Regions from separate parts of the Homo sapiens genome. Here regions 1 and 2 are each linked to region 3. The links are chromatin loops, found by intact Hi-C in ENCODE. Cell type or tissue: endothelial cell of umbilical vein. All regions are shown on one strand. Region 1 overlaps SLC12A2-DT (SLC12A2 divergent transcript). Region 2 has its middle 120 kb from the start of SLC12A2. Region 3 holds the start of LOC124901059 (a long non-coding RNA gene).

Region 1 (8,000 bases), 80 kb before region 3:
CCATGTCAGTGTCCCAAAGTATCTAAACATCGATTACATTTTTCATGAGCCTAGATTTTTCTATAGACAAAGAAAAGTTTGCCCTCTAGTCTTTTTTTAATCAAGCTCCAGAGCTAACTTATAGTGAGTTGCTTAGAAGTGGAAGACCCTAGTCATTGCCTGACTCTGGGGCCCAAGTAGATCATGTGTGCATTTGACTGCAAGCCACTTGGGGTCTTAAACAACTCCAGGTGTGGACTTTCTGTGTATAGTCAAGACATTCTTCCCAAAATCTTAAATAAAATTGCTTGTTGCCCATTAAATTTTATTCTTTTTGTTTGTCTTGTGTGAATTCCTCCACAAACTTGGTATGAAATTAATGCCACCATTATTTTATTCATTTCAAATAATCTTTTTAGTCTCACCTGTTTTGTGTGTGTGTGTGTGTGTGTGTGTGTGTCTGTGTGTGTGTCTTTCAGGTCTCTAAGAACACTAGGAATTTACGTAGTCCAAAGACGGGACAAAGGGAGAGTTAGGAGCCTGAGTTTCATATACAAGCAAAGAGAGAAATTGAGTCTGATCAATTCCCATTGCCTCTGGCTGTCACGGGATGTCACTATTGATGACTGCTCTCAAGACAAGTGGTGTGTATCATAGCTGTGATGGTTCTGTGGTTTAGAAGGGGTCCTTAGAGGGAGTCCAATACCACCCCACCAACACTAAACTTGCTTGGCTCTTTCCTATACAGCACATTAATAGGTCTCAGGTTTGCTGGGTTGGTCTGGCCTGATATTTGTCCACTCATAGACCCAAAACAACATCTCCCTTCTCTCCTTCAGGATCCACTCAGTTTGATTTCATTCATATTGAGAAGACTTGTTCAACTCTCTTCTGAGGATGAATACTTTCAGTAACTCAAAAGTGTTTTATCTTCTGAAAAGGATTCAGAAGTGATTCCAGGGTACTGACAGCTACTCTTCTTTTGTTTGGGAAGGATTACTGTCCCCAGGGTATAATCTTCAGTGAGATAAAGGTGATTGGTGATTTTGTGGCACTTTTCTAGATGGCTTAGATTATAGTTTGTTTGTTTCCTAAATTGTGATATTTTTGAAAGGACACTAAGAATAATTGTACCAGAACTCCACTCATAAACAAGGGAAGCTAGGATGTTTGGTTCTTCAAAACTTTTTTCATTAGAGAGGAAAGAGAAATAGAAATGTAATGTATGGTGGACCTTCTACTACAATGGATAAGAGCCTACTAACTTTTTAACGTCAAAAGAAAAATCAAATACCATTCACTGAAGGAGAACAGGAAAAAAAATTAAAGTTTGTCTTCAAACAAAAATGGATATTATACTGATCACACAAAGTCCCATAACTAGATTTTCTTTCTTATATAATCAACATTTATTGAGCACCAACTGCATGCAAGGTCATACTGGTCATGGGGAATGCATGTATGAATAAAACATTTCCCATCTGCTGTTTTGAATAAAAAAAATTTCAACTTCTACATCTGTTTTTTCTCTCTGAAGCTGCTGGTGTTACTTGTATTAAGTAATAGTAAGATTGAAATTTTGTCAGGAATTTATCCATTTCTTCTAGATTTTCTAGTTTATTTGCATAGAAGTCAAATCCCTGAATAGACCAATAATAAGTTCTGAAATTGAGGCAGTAATTAACAACCTACCAACAAAAAAAGTCCAGGACCAGACGGATTCACAGCTGAATTCTACCAGAGGTATAAAAAGCAGCTGGTACCATTCCTTCTGAAACTATTCCAAGCAGTAGAAAAAGAGGGAATCCTCCCTAACTCATTTTATGAGGCCAGCATCATCCTGATACCAAAACCTGGCAAAGACAAAATAAAAAAAGAAAATTTCAGGCCAATATCCCTGATGAACATCAATGCGAAAATCCTAAATGAAATACTGGCAAACCAAATCCAGCAGCACATCAAAAAGCTTATCCACCACAAACAAGTCAGCTTCATACCTGGGATGCAAGGCTGGTTCAACATACTCAAATCAATAAATGTAATCTGTCACATAAACAGAATCAATAACAAAAACCACATCATTATCTCAATAGATGCAGAAAAGGCCTTCGACAAAATTCAACAGTCCTTCATGCTAAAAACTCTCAATAAGCTAGATATTGCTGGAACTCTGGAAAGCTCAAAATAGTAAGAGCTATTTATGACAAACCCACAGCCAATATTATACTGAATGGGGGAAAACTGGAAGCATTCCCTTTGAAAACCAGCACAGGAGAAGGATGCCCTCTCTCATCACTCCTATTTAACATAGTGTTGGAAGTTCTGGCTAGGGCAATCAGGCAAGAGAAAGAAATAAAGGATATTCAAATAGGAAAAGAAGAAGTCAAATTGTCTCTGTTTGCAGATGACATGACTGTATATTTAGAAAACCCCATAGTCTCAGCCCCAAATCTTCTTAAGCTGATAGGAAACTTCAGCAAAGTCGCAGGACACAAAATCAATGTGCAAAAATCACAAGCATTCCTATACACCAATGACAGACAAACAGCCAAATCATGAGTGAACTCCCATTCACAATTGCTGCAAAGAGAATAAAATACCTAGGAATGGAATACAACTTACAAGGGATGTGAAGGACCTCTTCAAGGAGAACTACAAACTGCTGCTCAAACAAATAAGAGAGGACACAAATAAATGGAAAAACATTCCATGCTCATGGATAGGAAGAATCAATATCGTGAAAATGGCCATACTGCCCAAAGTAGTTTATAGATTCATTACTATCCCCCATCAAGCTACTATTGACTTTCTTCACAGAGTTGGAAAAAACTACTTTAAACTTCATATGGAACCAAAAAAGAGCCCGCAGAGCCAAGACAGTCCTAAGCAAAAAGAACAAAGCTGGAGGCATTATGCTACCTGACTTCAAACTATACTACAAGGCTATACAGTAACCAAAACAGCATGGTACTGGTACCAAACAGAGATATAGACCAATGGAACAGAGCAGAGGCCTCAGAAATAACACCACACATCTACAACCCTCTGATCTTTGACAAACCTGAAAAAAACAAGCAATAGGGAAAGGATTCCCTACTTAATAAATGGTATCGGGAAAACTAGCTAGCCATATGCAGAAAACTGAAACTGGACCCCTTCCTTACACCTTATACAAAAATTAACTTAAGATGGATTGAAGACTTAAACATAAGACCCAAAACCATAAAAATCCTAGAAGAAAACCTAGGCAATACCATTCAGGACATAGGCACGGGCAAAAACTTCATGCCTAAGTCACCAAAAGCAATGGCACCGAAAGCCAAAATTGACAAATGGGATCTAATTAAACTAAAGAGCTTCTGCACAGCAAAAGAAATTATCATCAGAGTGAACAGGCAACCTACAGAATAGGAGAAAATTTTTGCAATCTATCCATCTGACAAGGGCTAATATCCAGAATCTACAAAGAACTGAAACAAATTTACAAGAAAAAAACGAACAACCCCATCAAAAAGTGGGCAAAGGATATGAACAGACACTTCTCAAAAGAAGACATTTATGCAGCCAACAAACATATGAAAAAAATCTCATCATCACTGGTCAATAGAGATATGCAAATCTCTATTGAGATTTCTATTCTGTTAGAATGGTGATCATTAAAAAGTCAGGAAACAACATGCTGGAGAGGATGTGGAGAAATAGGAATGCTTTTACACTGTTGGTGGGAGTGTAAATTAGTTCAACCATTGTGGAAGACAGTGTGGCTATTCCTCAAGGACCTAGAACGAGAAATACCATTTGACCCAGCAATCCCATTACTGGGTATTTACCCAAAGGATTATAAATCATTCTACTATAAAGACACATGCAAACGTATGTTTATTTCGGCACTGTTCACAATAGCAAAGACTTGGAGCCAACCCAAATGTCCATCAATGATAGACTGGATAAAGAAAATGTAGCACATATACACCATGGAATACCATGCAGCCATAAAAAAGGATGAGTTCATGTTCTTTGCAGGGACATGGATGAAGCTAGAAACCATCATTCTCAGCAAACTAACACAAGAACAGAAAACCAAACACCGCATGTTCTCACTCATAAGTGGGAGTTGAACAATGACAACACATGGACACAGTGAGGGGAACATCACACACCAGGGCCTGTCGGGGTGGGGGGACTAGGAGAGGGATAGCATTGGGAGAAATACCTAATGTAGGGTGACGTGTTGATGGGTGCAGCAAACCACCATGGCACATGTATACCTATGTAACAAACCTGCACGTTCTGCACATATACCCCAGAAATTAAAGTATAATTAAAAACAAAAGAAATTTTTTTTAGTGTTATAGAATTAGTATTGGTGAATTCCTTCTTTGCTATTGTTTTAAATTTCCTTTGAAAACAAACAGCAGTTGAATTAAATATGTTGAATTGGGAATATGCCAATATTTTATTCTTCTTAAAATTGGAGAATGTGATGACTCTGAAACATATGCATCCTGGCTTAGTCTAAGCATCAGTCATTGATTGCTGTGGCTGCCTTCAGTGTAAATCTTGTTTAACCTTAGTCTAGCTCAAAAGACAAAATGCTCTCAGTTAGGTTTGACAGAAGAACCTGTAAAAACAAGAGGCTTACATTGTACCTCTGGATGGTTTGGAGTAACTTGTGATAGATACTCTGTTCACCTGGCATAATTAGATTCAACATTGTTAAAATGTCTGGATTCATAATCACAGCTCTTGGGAACATTAATAAATTGTGGAGGCCATTTTGTTTGCATTCCACAAAGGATGATCTTTTTGTAAAGCTTGCTGTGCAGGGGAGATTTTTGGGCTCTCTTCCAAGATGACTCAGCTCTTGTCTGGCTGTTCTATGAATTGGTTACTTGGAAAATAATGTAAATAACAACTGCAATGGTAAATTACAAGTAGGGACAGCAAGCATCCTGGACATCTAGCATGCAAAAAAGCCCTGCCCATTAAGGCAGGCATTTAGGTCAGTTGCTGATGCTATGGAGGCAGATGTTATGGGAACATTGTAGCGTACATGTGTTTGAGCACATCTTGCTCAGGGATGCTGGATGTGCCTCGCATTGCCTTGACCACAGACACTGACCACAACCAGGTATCTGGAGAGGATGGAACAAGAGTAGTGCAAATTTATAATCATTTCTGAAAAAAACAAAACAAAACAAAACAAAAAAACCTCAAAGCTCCTCAAATTCTAGAATATACCATGTGGTTAAACAGCTAATTACATGCTGCCTATGTTTTCCTTAATTTGTTCCACATGTGATAGTCTTAGCTCCCCAAATAGACTGTTAGAAGGCATAGTCCCTGACAAAGCTGGGAAGCATGAGGAGCTGGTATTGGAAGTCCTCCCACCCACCCTCTCCTGGTGTCCTCCACTACCCTCCCCATCAGCCCCCAGAAGTACTACTGTTGTATCCCCTTTCCCCTAATAGGACACTGTGCTCTAGGCCTACCCAGTGTGACCTTTCCAATTAGGCAAATCTGTTAGAATTTGCTCAGTACTTACTGTGTGACCTCTGGAAAGCTCCTTATCTCCTTGTTTCCTCCCTGTATGGAGCTAAAAATACTGGATGGTTGTGAGGATTAAACAAAGTAAGGTATTAAAATGGCTTAAACAATGTGTAGCACATGTAAATAGTGTAATAAATGCTGCTCCTCTTTGCTTCTCCTCAGTTGAATTCTAACTGTACTCTACACTTACTGAGGCTGACTCTCATGAGTTACATCTGTAAATGAGAATTATGTATTTTAGAGTAGAAAAGGCTTTAGAAATGATCCAGGCTGGAAGTTTTTGAGGAGTGTTCTCCATGGCCTCGGGTTCCTCTGGGACATCCCGAGGAAGGCTGCAGTATTGCCCAAGGAGCAGAGCTGGTAGAGCTCTGGCTTTTGACCTCTTTTAATCAGAGAAATACTGCTTTTATCAGTTGTAAATAGTGAGATTTTCATAAGATTTCATTTTGGGAATACAAAAGTGTTCTGTTCCTTGCCCCCACCCCCACCCCCCAAAAAATAGTTTGAAATGCTGCTTTGGCCAATACTTCATTTTATGGATAAGGGAAATGAAAAAAACTCAAAGACATTACAGATTCAAGCCTTTGCCTTGTTCTTTCTACCCCAAGTCCTTGGACTCTCCCTTCTTGGAGCACTTCCTTTAGCGTTTTAAATGCCATTTGACCAGACTCCACATTGAACTGTACTCTTGCAAGCTTTGTTCAGTAAAGATTTATTAAATTCAAATTACCACCAAAACTTTCACAACTGTTTATGATTGAAGCCCCTTCTACGACTGCCAACATAATCTGAGTTTCATTTGTTCACTTTTTGAAATCCAAATATATTGGATTTGAAATCCAATGTAGAGAATTACTCAAGTAATACAATAATATGTGCTATAAACATTCAAACAATGAAGATGTGTGTAGCATAAAAAGCAAAAGTGCTTCCTCATCCATCAGCCTTCCCCTAAGTCAGGTCAGTTAACTTCCTACCCTACCGTGGAACCACTGTTAAAATTTTAAGACATTGAAGATATTACTCTGAATCTACTTACATTCACATTCACATATAGTTTCAGTTTTCTCCATATAAGGAAAACCAAACTCCTTATATTGTTTGACTTGATTTTTTACTTCTAAAAAGTCATAGAGATATTTCTGAGTAAGTCCCTATATATCAATGTTACTCTTTAAAAATTCTCCACGGTATTTCCATTATATTTCTTGGGGTGAATGTCACCAAAAATGGGCAAATAGATGGTTTTCTTTTTTTTTTCCATTACAAATACCCTTGCAATGAACATTCTTGTATATATCTTCATGTACACATTTGAAAGTATATCTCTAGCTTGGGTGAGGTGGCTCACGCCTGTAATCCCAACACTTTGGAAGGCAGAGGCTGGTGGGTCACTTGAGGTCAGGAGTTTGAGACCAGCCTGGCCAACATGGCGAAATCGTGTCTCTACTAAAATTACAAAAATTAGCTAGGTGTGGTGGTGCATGTCTGTAGTTCCAGCTACTCGGGAGGCTGAGGTGGGAGAATTGTTTGAAGCCGGGAGGCAGAGGTTGTAGTGGGAGGAGATTGCGCCATTGCATTCCAGCCTGGGTGATGGAATGAGACTCTGTCTAAAAATAAATAATAAATAATAAAAGTGTATCTTTAGAATAAATACTGGGAGAATTTCACGGTCAATTAAAAAACTTGATAGATGTAGACAAACTGCCCTCCAAATTTCCATATTCATTTATCTTCCCATTATTACTCTCAACCAATACAAAATATTTAAACATATATTTTTCTTTTATTATATTTTAAATTTTATGTCTTTAATTTTTCCAGTGAAAAAGATTAAAGTGATTTATTATTTTATTTTGTAAGTCTTAGTTTCTTGACAGGGTTGAATGTCTTTGCACATGTTATTTCATTTGTATTTTGTTCTGTAAATTATCTCTTTATATCACTGCGCATTTTTCTATTGGGTTGTTTGTCTTTTTCTTATTCATTTATAGCTTTTAAAATGTATTTTTGACATTTTTTAATATACATAATATATTTTATTTTAATCCTTTGTTATATATATTACACATTTTTTCTTCATTTATTTTTTAACTGTTAACTTTGTTTATGGTCTATTTGATATATAAGATTTATGTTTTCATACGGCAACATCTGTCAGTCTTTTGCCTTATGCCTTCTGCAAGCCCTGTCAAATTTTCCTTCCTAATTCAAACACTTCACTCTTCTTTCTGTCGTTCTTGCCTAAGACACTATTTTCTCTTGCCAAGACCACTGCAATAGCCTCATAACTGATCTGCCAGCTTCCACCCTTGACTCTCCACAATTCATTGTCCATGTCTTTCTTATTAAAAAATATTTATGCGATATTACTCTGTTTAAAATTCTTTAATTAATTCACATTTCATTTAGGATAAAATCCAAACTCCTTGCTCCAGCTTGCTTTCTTACTCTAACTTACTCTATTTTAC
Region 2 (8,000 bases), 290 kb before region 3:
AATGTATAAAGTAAAATGGGCAAAGGATCTGAATAAACCTTTCCCCAAGGAAGATACAGAATGGTCAATAAACATATGGAAAGATGCTTGACATCATTATTCATCAGGGAAATGCAAATCAAAACCACAGTGAGATACCACCACATCTACTAGGATGGCTAGAATGAATAAAGTTGGATATTAATAAGTATTGGCAGGGATATTGAGAAATCAGAGCCCCTCATACAGTGTGGGTGGGAATGTAAATAATGTAGCCACTTTGGAATAAGGCCTGGCAATTCCTCAAAAATTAAACATGGTCATATGAGTCAGTGATTTCGTTCTTAAGGTGGAATTCTAGTCAAGAGAAGTTCCATTCAAATCCACTCATGAAAAATAAAAACATATCTACATAAATGAACACAAAATATTCCTAATAGACAAAAGGTGGAAACATCCAAACATTCAACTGATGAATGGATTAACAAAATGTCATATATCCATAGGACAGAATATTATTCAGCCATAGAAATGAAGTACTGACATACACCATAACATGGATGAAACTTGGAAATATTATGCTAAGTAAAAGAAGCCGGACACACAAGCCATATTATTCTGTTTATATGAAGTATACAGAATAGGCAAATGTTAAACAAAGTAGATTTGTGATTGCTTAGGGCTGGGAAGGATGGGAACATAGGGGAGTAAACAGAAGAAATGGGGGCTCTTTCTGAGGTGAGAGAAATATTCTAATATGACTCTGGTGATAGTTGCACCTGTGTATATATCTGTGAATATATAAAAATCCATTGAATTATACACTTTAAGAGGGGAAGTTGTATATGAACGATATATCAAAGCTGGTTAAAACGTATTGGCTTGGATCATGAACAGTCCAGGGGTCCACACCCCTTGTCACTCCCACTCTCAGCTCTTCTTGCCTCTGTTGGCTTTCTCACTTGGTGGCAGAGATGATGACTAGTAGCCCCCAGCTGACCTTTTACCACTGTGTTAGTTCAAGCTGCCATAGTAAGATACCATTAGAGTGAGTGGCTTAAATCACAGAAATGTATTTCTCACAGTTCCAGCAGCTGAGAAGTCTAAGATCAAGGTGCCAGCAAGGTTTGGTTCCTGTGAGGACTCTTCCTGATTTGCACCTGGCCACCCGCTGTGTTTTCTGTCCACAGTGCATGCCTTTCCTCAGTGCAAGCATGTGGAGAGGGAGCAACCTCTGGTTTCTCTTCCTCTTCTATGTACTCTCATCCTGTGGGATCTAGGCCCTATCCTTATTACCTTACTTTAATTACTTCTGTAAAAGCCCCATGTCTAAATATAGTCACATTGGGGATTAGGGCTTCAACAGATGAATACTAGGGGGTGGAGGGGGTATACGAATCTTCAGTCCATAAAAGCCACACTAGCAAATGCAGTCAAAAGCACACTTCCATACCAAAGGGGCTAGAAGCTAAAACTATAAGCACACTTCTCTCCCAAAGGGGCTAGAAGCTGCAGCTGCCTGCTCTTAGCCCAACTTAGAGCAGGATTTTGTTTACGGACCAATCACTTTGACAACCCAGGCCAGAGTCATATAAACACCATCAAAGCCTGAGTGGATCAGCCCCACCCTAGCCAGAGAGAAAGTGCCTCATCCCAAAGGGAAATGTTGAGTCTCATCAAAGAAAAGGGGCAAGATGAGGCCAAACAGTAAATAGCCCACAATGCAAGGTCCACAGTCAAGGAACCTGCATCCCAGGCTTAGATGGGGCAGAGACTGCCTGTGTGTCCAATGGCTAGTCACCAAACTCTATACCCCTGTGCATTAGTCCGTTTTCACGCTGCTATGAAGAAATGGGTAATTTATAAAGAGACTGGATAACTTCTAAAGAAAACAGGTTTTATTGACTCACTGCTCCACATTGATGGGGAGGCCTCAGAAAACTTACAATCATGGCAGAAGGGGAAGCAGGCACATCTTACATGGTGGCAGGAGAGAAAGTGTGAGCGTGTGAGGGAGGCACTGTCAAACACTTACAAAGCCATCAGATCTCGTGAGAACTCACTATCACCAGAACAGCATGGGGGAAACTGCCCCCATGATCCAGTCACCTTCCATCAGGTCACTTTCCTATATATGGGGGGATTATGGGGATTGCAATTCAAGATGAGATTTGAGTGGGGACGCAAAGCCAAACCATATCACCCTGGTACCCCCAGATTACAGCACTGGGAAGATGAGAGGAGAAACATATGTGACAGCACTCAAGAACCAGAACTCAGAACTCAGGGGCTAGAAGGGAACTTTAGGATCCCCACCTCCCTCATTTAACAAATTTTTCAAAACTAGTCTACAGAGGTAGATGTAAGACAACTTGATATGATAATTAAAATTGATTTCACACCACTAGACCTGAAAAAGACAAATTCATGCACATTTGCTAGCTGTCAGAACTTTAAGCAGGTGACTTCATCTCTCTCTTCATTTTATGATTAAATTGCCAATAAAAAAATCATCTCATAGGACTGTTCTCGAGATTACGCAACATACTTTGCAATGCAGAGATCAGAATGCCACACTCCACACTCATGTAACTCAGATGGGCCATGCAGACGTGAGGTTATTGGACTTGAGATATAAGCAGCTTTCTCTGGAGCCTGACGTCTATCTCCAACAGAAGGAGAGAACTGAGCAGGAGATCCTCACCTTACTATGGTTAGAATGTTTGTGTCCCTTCCAAAATTCATGTTGAAAGTGAATCCCCTGTGCAACAGGATTAAACATGCATCCTATAGGAAGGTGATTAGCATCTTATAAAATGGCTAGAGGGGGCAAGTTCATCTCTTCTTGTCCTTTTTGCCTTTCCTCCATGTGAGGATGGGGTTCGAGGTGCCATCTTGGAAGCAGAGATGGGGGCCCTCCCTAGACATTGAACCTGTCTCCGGAACTGTGATAAATACATTTTTGTTCTTTACAAATTACTCTGACTCAGGTACTCTGTTTACAGCAACACAAAGGGACCGAGACGCCTCTCTTGTATGAGGTCTTGTCATGCCAAGTGTATGGGATTTGGAGTCAGCCTGGTCACAGTTTGAACCCTTGTTACACCATTTTGAGACTGCGGACCTCAGAGAATCTGTTTCCTCTTCTGTAAAATGAGGTGACTATTCCTCTTCTGTAAAATGAGGTGACTATTCCTATCTAGCTTGGGGTACAGTAAGATTAAATAATGCATGTCAGATGCCTGGCACCTAGCGGGGATCCAGCTCATCTAGAACCTTCCCCGCTCTTTCCCCTCGCTTGTGTGGCAGGAGTGGTCTTGGGCATCATGAAATCATTCGACCCCAAACTGTCTCCCCGGCAGGAGTTTGTTTTGCTTTCTTGAAATCGGCCATCATTCAATTCCTCTGCCAGAGTCCATGTTAGCCTGAGACCAACTGGAAATTTTTTGCCTCTGAGAAAGGAAACCAGAGAGACTCCTCCGTGAGCTCCGGAGGAAGAGACGCCAGCCTTCTGACTTCTCAAAGCATGTTATTCGCATCACTACCTACTCAGGCCACACGGGGGAGCCGCGGGCCGGGCAAAGGCGAGTCCGCGCGCCCGCCCAGCGCACACCTGCCCGGCGGTGGCGGATGCCGGCTGCGGGCTCCCAGCGTGGGCCAAGAGTCCTCACTCGGCGAGTTACACTGAAATCAAAATGAAGCAGAAAGATGTGGCTTTAAAAAGAGAAAAACATTTTCAAGTCACGTGCTTTTTTCTTCGCTTCCCTCTTATCGTGAAATCTGAGAAATGTCAAACAAGAAAGGAATGAAGTAAATCAGGATTACAGTTTAATTCGAAGGCAGGTGGTGGGGGGTGAAGGGGAGGGAAGGAGGGAGGGAGGAAGGAAGCAGGAAGGAAGGATGGACGGATGAATGGGTCTATCCTAGGATCCTTCTGTTGGTGTGAAGTTGGGAGTGACTCGGGTTAAGCAGAAATGGGATTATGCGAACCCTCAGTCACGTGTCTGGGAAAAGGATCTCTTGAAAGACTGGAGGTTTTAACAAATAAGGATTTGCCCGCATTCGTGTACTTTTCGGCACTATTTTCTCAAAACAGCAGACACCTGTGGGACTGAATTGTTCACTAATCCTCAAAGAATAAAAGCAACCTAGAAGCATTTAAAGGGCAGTTAAGATAACAGCCTGAACTTGGACAAGCAGGTGGCCAGTTCCTTAAGCAAATACTTAGACACCTAACTAAACACTACCTCTCTTTTTTTCCTTGACTTAAGCATTTCAAACCAAGCCCCCACCACCTTCCTGAGCCAGGGTCCGCAGGAGCTCCAGGGCCACTACACATGGTGTTGCCCTGCCCTAGATAATCAGTAAGTATTCACTGAATCAATAAGCACTTTAATAAATGATCCTCTCTTCAAATCATCATTAACCTTAATCCTTAGCATGAAGGAAATAATGAAATAATGGTTATTATAAGTTAGGTCTCAAGAATTCAAGCATACATGAAACATGCCATGCAAATCATATTAGTGTGTAGTTGTTACAACTAGAACACTCAACCAAGTCACACGTTCCAAAAAGCTCCAATCCTAATAATGCTCCATGCCTATAACCCCTTTGAGCTATTCCCCTGTCACCAGCAGCCTTCCCCCTTTATAGATTTAATCTTTTCATTCATCCCTTCATGAAGTAAATCCTGTATTGAAAACTCCAAGCTGCTCACAAATAAGATAAGCCACTAGAGGTATGAAAGTGATTGTCAGTTACTCAATCTAATGGGGAAATCAAATAAATGACAGTGGGATCGTCCAACAGATCAGGTGGAAGGGCTACAGGAGGAGTGTGGTGATGGGATGTCACAGGAGTTTTACAGAGAAGGTGACTTTTGAGCTGTGTCATCAGGAAACAGTAAGACTTTGCTAGTTGGAAAAAGTCACAAGTAATAACTGCAGTTTCCCAATTCATAATGTTTAAAAAGCATGGGTTTTTGAGTCACACAGTCCTTAGACACTTGACAAGATAAGGCATTAATAGCAGAGGTTCATTTGGCTTTTTCACAGTGATAAATTCATTTATTTTTAAAATATTTTGGCACTCCCCTTTAGTTCTACAAATGTACTGATACTATACTACAGTTATCAGTGAAGCAACAGCATGTAGGAGTGGGATCCATGGGTTCACCTAATACCTTAAATATCTGCCATAATCTCTTGGTAGTCCTTCCCTCATCAGTGATGAATAAGTGGGAAACAAAATTATTACACAACCCATAGTGTTCATAAGAGAAACCAAACCAGTTCTTTGCTTCATTCATTCACTTATTCATTGACTCAGACATTAATATTAATTGCTGATTATGTTGCAAGCCTTGTCTAAGGTTACTACCCCTAAGGAGCTCCCAGATTGGTGTAGACCACAGAACAAAACCAGGTAACTCAAGTGTGTTACCAGGTGACACCAGCATAGTGAGGACATGAAACGGCCAAGCTGGTGAGCACAGAGGGGCACAGCAGAGAGGGACCCTAATCCAGACCTGTGGCATCAGAGAAAACTTCCTGGAGGAGGTCTTTCTGAGCTGCTTCTTGAAGAGTGCTGTACTTTCCTCTAATCTGGTCTGGAGGGCTCTCCCTGGAGAGGGGTTATAAATTCTAGTCCTGCCCTGATGGGGCTACAGGAAAGGCGGTCATGAGTATTTACAGTGTGCCTTTCATGGGATACTACTTTACCCTGGTCAATGGCCTCATGCCTAAGTGTCTGACTCATGACCAGGTGTCCCTCTCACAGGAAACTTGTTTATATTGGCAGACACCCTTGTGGCTCTTGTCTGACCTGTGTCCAGTGCATTCTTACCAAGATAGCCACTCTGTAGGAGAGCTCTGACGGGGAGAAGAGTTAGGTTCGACTGTGTCCGTGGGGTGAGACACAGAGGAGGCAGTGCAACAAACACATTAAATAACAAAAGCAGTGCATTACCTACAGACCCAGAGAGAAGAGGGCAGCACGCCTTGCCTCACAGGGCCAGTGGGATGAGAAGAGCTGTCCAGGACACATGCACTCAACCAAGGAGTGGGGAGCAAGAGAGAGAGAACCTGTGGGACTAAAGCCTTTACTGGGGACCAGGGCATTACCCAGTTTCCCGTGGGTAATTCTACTTGGTGGGTTTGGAGCAAGCAGGTCCATGTCTCATGCAGTCACACTGGGACTGGTCACTATGGCATATCTGCACAGTCCATGTTAGGTACGTGGGTCAGTAAGGTGATTCAAGTAGGCTGCATTGGGAGGTGGTCCCATAGGGAGGTGGTCACCAGGAGGCAGTTGTATAAGGCAATGTATAAGTCCATTTTCATGCTGCTGATAAAGACATACTTGAGACTGGATAATTTATAAAGAAAAAGAGGTTTAATGGACCCACAGTTCCACATGGCTGGGGAGGCCTCACAATCATGGTAGAAGGTGAAAGACATGTCTTACATGGTGGCAGTCAAGAGAGAATGAGAGCCAAGTGAAAGGGGTTTCCCCTTATAAAATCATCAGATCTCGTGAGTCTTATTCACTACCATGAGAACAGTATGGGGGAACCGCCCCCATGATTCAATTATCTCCCACTGTGTCCCTCCCACAACACATGAAAATTATGGGAGCTACAATTCAAGATGAGATTTGGGTGGGGACACAGCCAAACCATTATCAGGCAGATATCTGGATTGACCAGGTTGAGGAACTGGGAGGAAGTGTAGAACTGGAAACTCTGTCAAGGGTGACTGAGCCCTGCTTCTGGTATGAAAGAGTTTAAGTTTCAGTCAAAGTAGATGCTGCAGCAATGTAAAATTATGAGTTCATGACAAGGAGGAAAGTCAAAGGCCAGCCAGAGAGAATGGCATGTTCCACTGCCTGGAAGCAAAAGAGCCCACTGTGCCAATGGTTAGTCTGACTGGAGTATAGAGCTCCAGGCATGGCAAGTGGTGGCTGAAAATGAACCTAGAGAGAGGCGTGAAGGGCTCAGAAGTTGCTGAAGAACTTGGAATGCAGCCAAGGAATGGTTTTAAGCAGAAAAGCGATAAGATCAAATCTGTCTTTTGAACTTCACCCTGGCTTTAGTATAGAGACAGGTATAACAGAAGGCAAGAAGACAGATTAGAAACCTTTTGCAATAATGTGCGAGAAAAACACAACTGATCTTGGCTAATCAACAAAGTCCCAGTCTAAGTTAGAGGGCCAGAATGATGATTTGGATTCAGTTTAACTGGCCACTGCTTGGGTCTGCTGAAGAGCTAGCAAAGAAACTAGCAGGGAGGCACAGTGTAAAAATGATAGACGTAACCAAATTTCTTGTGGATGCAGCTGTCGTATTCAGGGGAGGAGGGTCCCCTCTCTGGAGGTGGAGGGAAGACTTTGAATAATGCCCAGATGCATTATTTGAATCAGCAAAAAGAGCCCACCTCTTCCCTGGCTGGACTCTGGACTCTGTTTCTTTCCATCATATTAGGCTTAGGGCAGGCCTGACATGGTCGGTCTCAGTGTTGGAACCCTGAACTGATGTCATGGAAAAAGGGCCGGTGAAAGGTAGGAAGATTAAAGATGTTGAGAAAAATGTCAATAGGATAGGGTGATGAATTGCACCTGAGCAGTGAGCAGAAGGGAGGAGTTCTGCAAGGTGTCTGGATTGGTTGAGCGCTGTTTTCTAATTCAGGAGAAAGGGGGAGAAAAGAGTTCATAGCAATTAACACTATACGCCAGCCAGTTTACATATTTTGACTTACTGAAATCTCATAACACTTCTGAAGGGGATCGTAGTATCCTCATCCTAGAGTTGAGCAGCAAGGCTCAGGGGGGCCAAGGGAAGTGTCTGTGCTCATAGGGAGCTGCAGAGTCAGCTTCAGGAATCCACAATCTCTCTGGAAAGCTACATCAACACTTCTCTTGTCTCTCACAGTTGGGCCTTCTGGTATTTTTATGCTCAACTTCTTAACTTCTCTGAAAAAAGCACGGTCTCCTGTAGTAAGCAGAAAACAATCTTCCACTCA
Region 3 (8,000 bases):
GCGGTCTAGGTAGAAGTGAACCTAAAAATCCCTTTTCCAGGATACTCAGGATATTTTCTTTCTCTTTGGTGGTCAGTGAGGCCTCAAGATGTAGAACCACTCAGTTACTAAGGTGGCCAACAATGAAGAGGTAAACGTAGGTTTATCACAGATGGTAATCTGAACAAGTGGAACATTCAAAGGCCAGGGAGGAGAAGACACAATCTTTTGGAAAATATGGTAAAGTGGCATCTGCATTTGAATTCTTCCTAGACCTTCCTTTTCTTATTGTGTTCCTGGAGCTTCTCTGGGCTTTAGTTTGTTGGTCTGTAGACTAGGCATCATAATACATGCTTTTGCAGAATTACCCCAGGTCACAGCTGAAAAATTATGGAGCTGGGACTTAAGTTCATATCTGCTTGACCCCAAAACCATTTGTCTTGTCCTTGAATCATGCTATCTCCAGAAAGTTCACATATAAACCAGAACATTTCCTCTATGGCTAAACAATACAGCTAGCTGTCAATAGGGCATGGAAAAGCTTTTGGACAGTTTGACTTTTGATGATGGGACCATGTGTTGGTCAGGGCCAGTGCAGAACACACCTACAGTGTCACCCACCCTAATTAACATGGTGAAGGGTAGAGCAATGTGGAACTGACTGTGTTTTATTCTATGATTAGGTATAAGCCTGGTTTTGCAGTATATACAGCAAGCCATAGGAAGTTTCATTGGAAGCGTTGTGGAACTCATTGAGAGTTGAATGGAAGAAAGAACCTATAGCAGAAATTTCCAGTTGCTTCAAATACCTAAGCAGAGAGTGAAGAGTTCCTCCTCCCCAGGTAATCCTGCATCTTTTGGATATAATAGCTCCAATGAACACCTTCTTATCACCACAAGGAATCCACCTCTGATAAGAGGCTGCCTCCCTTGCCGAGAAACCTCCCACTATCACAGAGGCTCGGTGTTCTCCTGTGATGTCTGCAAGTGCAGAAGCCCTTGGCTTCCCAGAGTAAGCTCTAAACATCTTTAGTATAACCTCTAAACATTACAGTTAAAAAAAGAAGTGTAAAGTACAGCTTCATTTTTTTTTTTTTTTTTTTTTGCTAAACCCAGGAATCTATTCTCACTAGAGATAAGGAAAACAGCTATACAACCCATTGTTGTACTCTGTTAAGGAGGACTCATAATTTATGCTTTAAGGGGAGGCTACTGGAAAAATAGCCTGAATATACTGTCAGTAGCGTTTCCTTGCTTGATGTTGTTTCCTTGTTTCCTGACAAAAATTTTTTTTGGGACGGGAGCAGTTGCTCACGCCTGTAATCCCAGCACTTTAGGAGGCTGAGATGGGTGGATCATGAGGTCAGGAGTTCGAGACCAGCCTGGCCAATATGGTGAAACCCTGTCTCTAGTAAAAATACAAAAAAAAAAAAAAATTAGCTGGGCATGGTGATGTGAGCTTGTAGTCCCAGCTGCTCGGGAGGCTGAGGCAGGAGAACTGCTTGAACCTGGGAGGCAGAGGTTGCAGTGAGCCCAGATTGCACCACAGCACTCCAGCCTGGGCGACAGAGCAAAATTCCATCCGAAAAAAAAAATTTGGTGAGAGGTGGGAGATATGTGAGTAAAGAACTTAAAAAAGCCCAAAAACAATTATCTGGGCATGGTGGTGTGCTGCCTGTAGTCCCAGCTACTGAGGAGACAGAAGTGAGAGGATTGCTTGAGCCCAGAAGTTCAAGGCTGCAGAGAGCTATGATTACACCACTGCATTCCAGCCTAGGTGACAGAGTAACACCACCCTGTCTGTAAAAAAAAAAAAAAAAAAAAAGTGGTATAAGGCAAAAGATAGAGAATTGTTGTATTATCTGTCACTCCCTTTTTCAAGTTTACTGTACATTGTTTAGTAAGTTTACTGTACCCCTTTATGGACCTAGAAGGAAAAATTGTCTCTTTGTATATCTATATCTATCAATAAATATATCTAAATTATAGAGTGCATGAACTTATGGTGCTGAGAAGAATATAATACATGCTTTTTCAGCTTCTTTTGATCACTTCAAAGAAAAGGATGCAGGATTTGTCCATTAGTATTACAAGTAACTGGTAATGTCTCCAGAGCCATGAGGATTACAGAGACTTATATACCAACAGCAGGTTTAGCTCCCAGCTTCTCTTCAGCCATCATAACACCCCGCATTAATCTTAGTGTTTGCCTGTCTACATGTCTGTTCCTCACTCTGGCATGAAAATTCCTTGGGGTTAGAGACACTGTGTTACCTGTCTTCATGTCCCCTGGGCTTGAACAATTTTATGACCCACAATGGATGTTCCACAAATATTTGTTGACATACATACACATATTGTGGGACTCAATGCATGCCTTGTGAAATTAAAGAAAGCGATTTCCATTGCAGGATTTGATAATTGGACTGACCGTGATGGGCATTTTAGGTAGCTATTAATATTTTGTGTTCTTATTGGATGATATTGTTTACAAAGTTTGAAGGTCACATTTTACATAAAAGTAAACATCTCAGTTGGTTAATATAAGTCATTCAGAGGAAGTTTTTTTTTTATGTCTAATAAAATTACACAATGCATGAAGCTACAGGAAACTCACATTCTGCCTATCTTCATTTTCCAGCTAAATTAGGCTCCCAGAAAGGAAATATGCTTCTCTCTCACAGTCTGCCACTTTTAAACAACCTCAAAGGCCTATTCCCCATGGGTTATACTTTGGCAGGACACTGCTGTTAGCCTGTGTATGGGGTCATGTGAAATACTGTGATCTGGAGAGTCAGTGGTCCTCTACTTACTACTGGATACCACCTTTCCTGTGGCTCCTGCATGGGAAAAGAAATCTCCATGTTTACTGCAGCGGGGAAACAATGGGACTTTTTGGGGAATTGTGCTACATTCAGTTATTTACGCTTCTACATATTTGTTCAGTTCTGAACAATCACTAATTCAACACTGGGAGTTTATGGCTGTATGGATTTCCCTAACTACACACCCAACCATTTATAAGCACAGCTGGAAGTTTCCTTTTATATTGCACCAATCACTTGCTAGTAAAGATGGATGCACTAACCCACAGATCTGAGAAAGCCAGCCACATTGGTTTTATCTGGATCTGAATTCTTTGTATTAGTTAATTTACTTAAGAAGCCAGTCTAAAGAGCTGCCACCCATTCTTGTGTGTTGAGCTTTTGCAATTTTTATTTAGTGAAGATGCCAAAAGCTTCGAAGGACCCACCAAGCAGTGATCTTGTTTAAAGGTTGATAGAGGATTTTACATTCATCATCTTGACAGCCATAAAGGCACATATTATTTTCAGATAATAAATAAGACAGGAAGAGTCTAGCCTCTAGCTTCATGCAGAAGATGCAAATCTGAGGCTTTGGAGGCTCAGAAAGGTCAACTTTTCTTTGCAACACATTCTGATTGTTTTCATCTTCTTATAGGCACTTGGCCTGTTTTGTCTAAGTTTAACATAAGCCTTTTTCACACAGGTGCTTTTCTTGGCATCCACAGAGGAAATGAGGAAACTGTGCCAAATTAAAATGAGCACATTTTGAAAATACGGAAATTTGATCCTTGTATTGATTCCTTTTCATAGAAGAGGCAATAAAAGCCATTGTAGAGATGAATTGAGATTGTGGTCTCCCTTAAGAATTAAAATATATATATAAACCATTCTGTCAAGCTTTGAACACTTCTATTCATCTATTTTGACCAGAAAATTTTAAAAAGAAGAATTTATCATTAGTCCAGTAAACTTCAGTGCATCATTGTCTTAGCACTTTATAACTAAAGCTTAAAAATAAAGTAATGCTATTAGGAAGTGCCCTGGACCAAGCTCAGAAAATATGAAAGTTGCTTCTAGTTTTTTTTTTCCATTAACTAGCAATGTGACAATGAATGAATTGTGTCACTTTACAGCTGTTGATATTGGAACTATTGTATACTAAGGACACAAAAGACTGCAAATTAGGTAGCAAGTTAAAAAGTAGCAAACATGTTAAAAATAGGAAAAGTCTGTTTTCTTCCTAAATGCAACCCATTTTGAAGAACACGTTTATCTAAATCTAGTATGGAATACCTCAAAATTTAATTGATTTCTTCTTTTTATTGATCTTCTATTCTTGCATAGTAGCAAGGGGAAGAAGTGAACTTAAACTTGCCCATTTAGGGTAACTCAGTCCTTGCAGTTTGGAAACAGAAGTGCTCCTACTTGTGGCCAGTCAACGTAAGGTATTGTGAAGGGCCTTGAAAAGTCCTCAGGCTCTGTGTGGTGAGGCAGTGAAATTGGCCCCAGACCCACCTGGGTGTGTATCTCCCTGTCCACTGCTCTCGCCCAGGGGTTGATCTTGTGTCTGCCTTCACAGACCTTTCTCCCTATTCTCTCTTCAGCTCCTCCTTCTAGCAACAAAAAGGTAAGCATTTTCTTTATATCACATCACATGACCTCCCTTTCTTCTTCATGCTGTAATCTAGGGCCAATTCTCCAAGCTTGAGTTCTTGATATACACTATAAATTGAACAATAATAAAGTTACATTTCATTGGTCAAAAAATGGTTGAATGTTAAAAATTTTGTGCAACTCAACCTATGAAGATATGATTTTGAGAGTCTGAGAAAATCATTTTTTCTTCTCAAAACCTGATTTTCACAACCATTATTTCCCTATAGAGCTTAAAAATCTCAACTTGGATGCCAAAGTTGAACAGTTATTCTTTGTACTATGCAGTGTTTACTCTTCCCTACCCTGAGGAGTAACCCTCAGCCTCCCACAAGGTTTACACTTAATGACAAAAGGAAATGCGAGGGAGAAATAAAAATAAAATAAAATTACCAAGTCTATAAATCATATCAGAGGATATTTCAAAATATTAGTGTTCTACCAGTATAAAAATTCAACTCAGGTACAAATATAACAGTTTTAAGTTTTTCTTGAGCATGTGACAACGCCAACATGATTATATTTTAGCAGGAAGAAGTGATGTTAAACTTTATTTCTAATCTAATTTGTTTGAGGTTTTTATTCTGTTTTGGGAAAGTAAAAGAATGACTTATAGTATTACTTTAAGAATAATACCCCTTTACACTTCTTTGAAAATTAAGATTTAGAAAAACCCTGTTCATATAATTGTATTTCATTTAGTTCTGAGTAAGAACCTGTAGACCTCTAAATTCCTAAGGGGAGAAACTGATTTGTCCCATATCAAAGAGCTGTTAAATTATATGACCAGGGGAAATAAATGTGTTTGGATTATTAGTATGTTTTGAGCATTTCCCCCTCCAAAATAATCATCTATCTGGAAACAAAAAAAAGCATGAAGTTAGCTGTCCCAGTGCTGAACAAGCTGTGAGATGTGTGTGGTCTGTGTGTGTATAAGACGAGACATTAGATGAGATGGGTCCTCTACAGGTGAGCACGATAATGGCATTAAGCCAATCTTTAATGGTTTATCCAAAACCATTAAATTGTGGTTGTAGTCTTAGAAAGTACCAACCCTGAGTAGGCAATAATCTTCCTTCCTTCACAAATACACTGCCTGTTTATTACAACCTGATTATGACTTAAAGAGTTTATGCACCATTTCTATTTGGTCTAGATAGGCAGAATGCTCTGGGTTATCAGATTAAATATCTGGATTTTCAGTTCATATGGATTCAACTAATTTTACAAACCGGCTAAAGATTTTTGTAGGTTTTGTTTTGAGAGAAGAGTCACCAGCATACCAAAGATTTTTGATGACTTAATTTTTGATAAATAATAAATCTTGTTATGTGAGCTACATTACTTCTACCAGTTTCAGCCACTGGTAACAGACAGATATAATGAAAATTTAAACCCTTTTGAAGTAAAATCGAGGCAAAAATCATTAATTACTTGAAATAGCTGATTAAGATAAAGCAAAACCTTTGAAATAGATGTCAGACTTTAACATTTATTTTAAAAGCAAAACTTTGAATAGATGTCAGACTTTAACATCTATTTATATTAGTCTCTCTGTTGAGAAAGGAAATAAATAATTAGAATAGTTTTTTATATCTAAAATTACTATAATTGATACTAATATTGGATCACAATAACTGAAGAATTGTAATATGCAAAATTGTTTTCAATGTAAATTACTTGAGATAACTTTATAACCCAAATCTGAAGTTTTAAATTAGGTAAAATAAAACATTTCAGTTTGTTTTAAAACATAAAATTTGAAAAAAATACCCCTATATAAATGAATTATTTTATTTTTTGTTCTGCTCTTATTTATTTGTTTAGTCTCTGTAGACACTAAAATTATGGCTAACTTGTGGGTTTCTTGGACTTTGTTCACAGATATGACTCCTTGTAACTTTTTCCAAATTCAAACAAGGTAGTGGTAGAGCTTTTCAGTAGTATAAAGATGTGGTTTTTTTCAAAACCAAAATGAGCTAACACTTCACACCTGTTAGGATGGCTATCGTGAAAAAAAACCCAACCAAACAAAAAAACAAAAACCAAAGAACCCTCAAAATATCAATTGTTAGCAAACATGTAGAGAAAATTTGAATCCTGGTGCACTGCTGATAAGAATGTAAAATGGTTCAGCAGCTGTGAAAAATGATGTGCCAGCTCCTCAAAAATTAAACAGAACAACCATGTGACCTAGAAATTTCACTTCTAGCTATGTACCCAAAAGAACTGAAAGGAGGAACTCAAATAGATATTTGTTTTTGTTGGGGTTTTTTTTGGAGACAGGATCTTACTCTGTTGCCCAGGCTGCAGTGCAGTGGTGTGGTCATGGCTCACTACAGCCTCTAACTCCCGAGCTCAGGTGATCCTCCTGCCTCAGCCTCCCAAGTAGCTGGGACCACAGACATGTGCCACCATGCCTGGCTAATTTTTGTATATTTTGTAGAGTTGAGGTTTCCCTATGTTGCCCAGGCTGGTCTTGAACTCATGGGCTCAAGTGATCCACCCCCCTCAGCCTCTCAGAGTGCTAGGATTACAGGTGTGAGCCACTGCACCTAGCCTCAAATAGATGTTTGTACACCTGTGCTCATAACAATATTATTCACAACAGCCAAAAGGTAGAAACAACCCTAATGTCCATTGTCAGATGATTGGTTGAACAAAATGTGTTATATACATACAATGGAAAACTATTCAGTCTTTAAAATAATGCAATTCTGATACATGCTACAACATGGATGTACCTTAACATTTCCTAAGTGAAATAAACCAGATACAAAAGGACAAATATTGTGTGATTCCACCTGTAGGAGGTACCTAGAATAGTGAAATTCATGGAGACAGAAAGCAGAATGGTGGTTACCTGCAGGCGGGGGAGAGCAGTTATTTTTCAGTGGGCAGAGGGTTTCAGTTTGAGAGAAGGAAAAGTTGTGGAGGTGGATGGTGGCGGTGATGGTTGCACAGCAACGTGAATGTACTTAATGGCACTGAATTGTACACTTGAAAATGGCCAAAATGTGAATTGTATGTTGTATATATTTTACCACAATAAAAAAACAGTTATAAAAAAAAGAAGTGATTTTTGATCAGGCAAATCCAGCTTGCCTTTGACAAAATTGCTGCTTTCTACCTGCACTTAGATTTCCCCTCAGGAATGATATCTCTCTCCCTATTGGCTACCTGGCATAAATTAGTTAATTTCTGCAATTCTCAGTTTTCTCATCCATCAAATAAAGGAGTGAAATTGGGTAATCCCTGCTTTTTTTTGAGCTATGATTCTCACCTTGGATGATTAAATGGAAAATACTAAGCCATTACTTAAAATAGACTATGCTTTTGGCTTACTTTTTTTTTGCATTCCAATTCTCTTAGAAAAGAAACATAGGCTGTGAGTTTACTTTTCATGTCAGTCACACCTTTTGATAGCTGTAAGTATGCTATTTTGCTAAAGTGTATTAGTATCTTGTCAAAGGTCTTAAACGTGAAATATTTTGAAAAAGGGCAATTTTCATCACATAAATTGTGAACTTGACATGAAAGCATGGTATCTGCATCAGCATT

The links. A loop is a pair of places that touch in the nucleus more often than their neighbours do. Peaks named below come from ENCODE experiments on the same cell type or tissue, not always from the same donor. Only the 100,000 strongest peaks of a DNase experiment are listed, where the experiment ranks them.
Region 1: it touches region 3 in a loop (4-fold over the local background); 3 of 110 quality-filtered maps call a loop at or near these places.
Region 2: a loop joins it to region 3, with 6 times the contacts of the local background. A loop is called at or near these places in 5 of 110 quality-filtered maps.

Annotation. Positions count from the first base shown.
Region 1 is chr5:127,985,092-127,993,091 of GRCh38, reverse strand. The region is part of intron 2 of SLC12A2-DT (SLC12A2 divergent transcript); the gene reads left to right. Among named protein-coding and RNA genes, the nearest start is that of SLC12A2-DT, 94 kb to the left of the region's middle. In endothelial cell of umbilical vein, no CTCF peak of the experiment used is centred here; a DNase peak (open chromatin) is centred at 4,821; H3K27ac peaks cover 990 bases.
Region 2 is chr5:128,197,064-128,205,063 of GRCh38, reverse strand. No RefSeq gene overlaps it. Among named protein-coding and RNA genes, the nearest start is that of SLC12A2, 120 kb to the right of the region's middle. RefSeq lists a silencer at 3,455-3,634 and an enhancer at 6,440-6,819. In endothelial cell of umbilical vein, a CTCF peak has its summit at 3,532 (motif pointing right); DNase peaks (open chromatin) are centred at 3,533 and 5,723; H3K27ac peaks cover 425 bases.
Region 3 is chr5:127,905,504-127,913,503 of GRCh38, reverse strand. The region is part of intron 6 of CCDC192 (coiled-coil domain containing 192); the gene reads right to left. LOC124901059 (a long non-coding RNA gene) reads right to left here and starts at 4,344. Exons shown (of 3, transcript XR_007058925.1): 1 at 4,302-4,344. In endothelial cell of umbilical vein, a CTCF peak has its summit at 4,201; DNase peaks (open chromatin) are centred at 2,763, 3,433 and 4,193.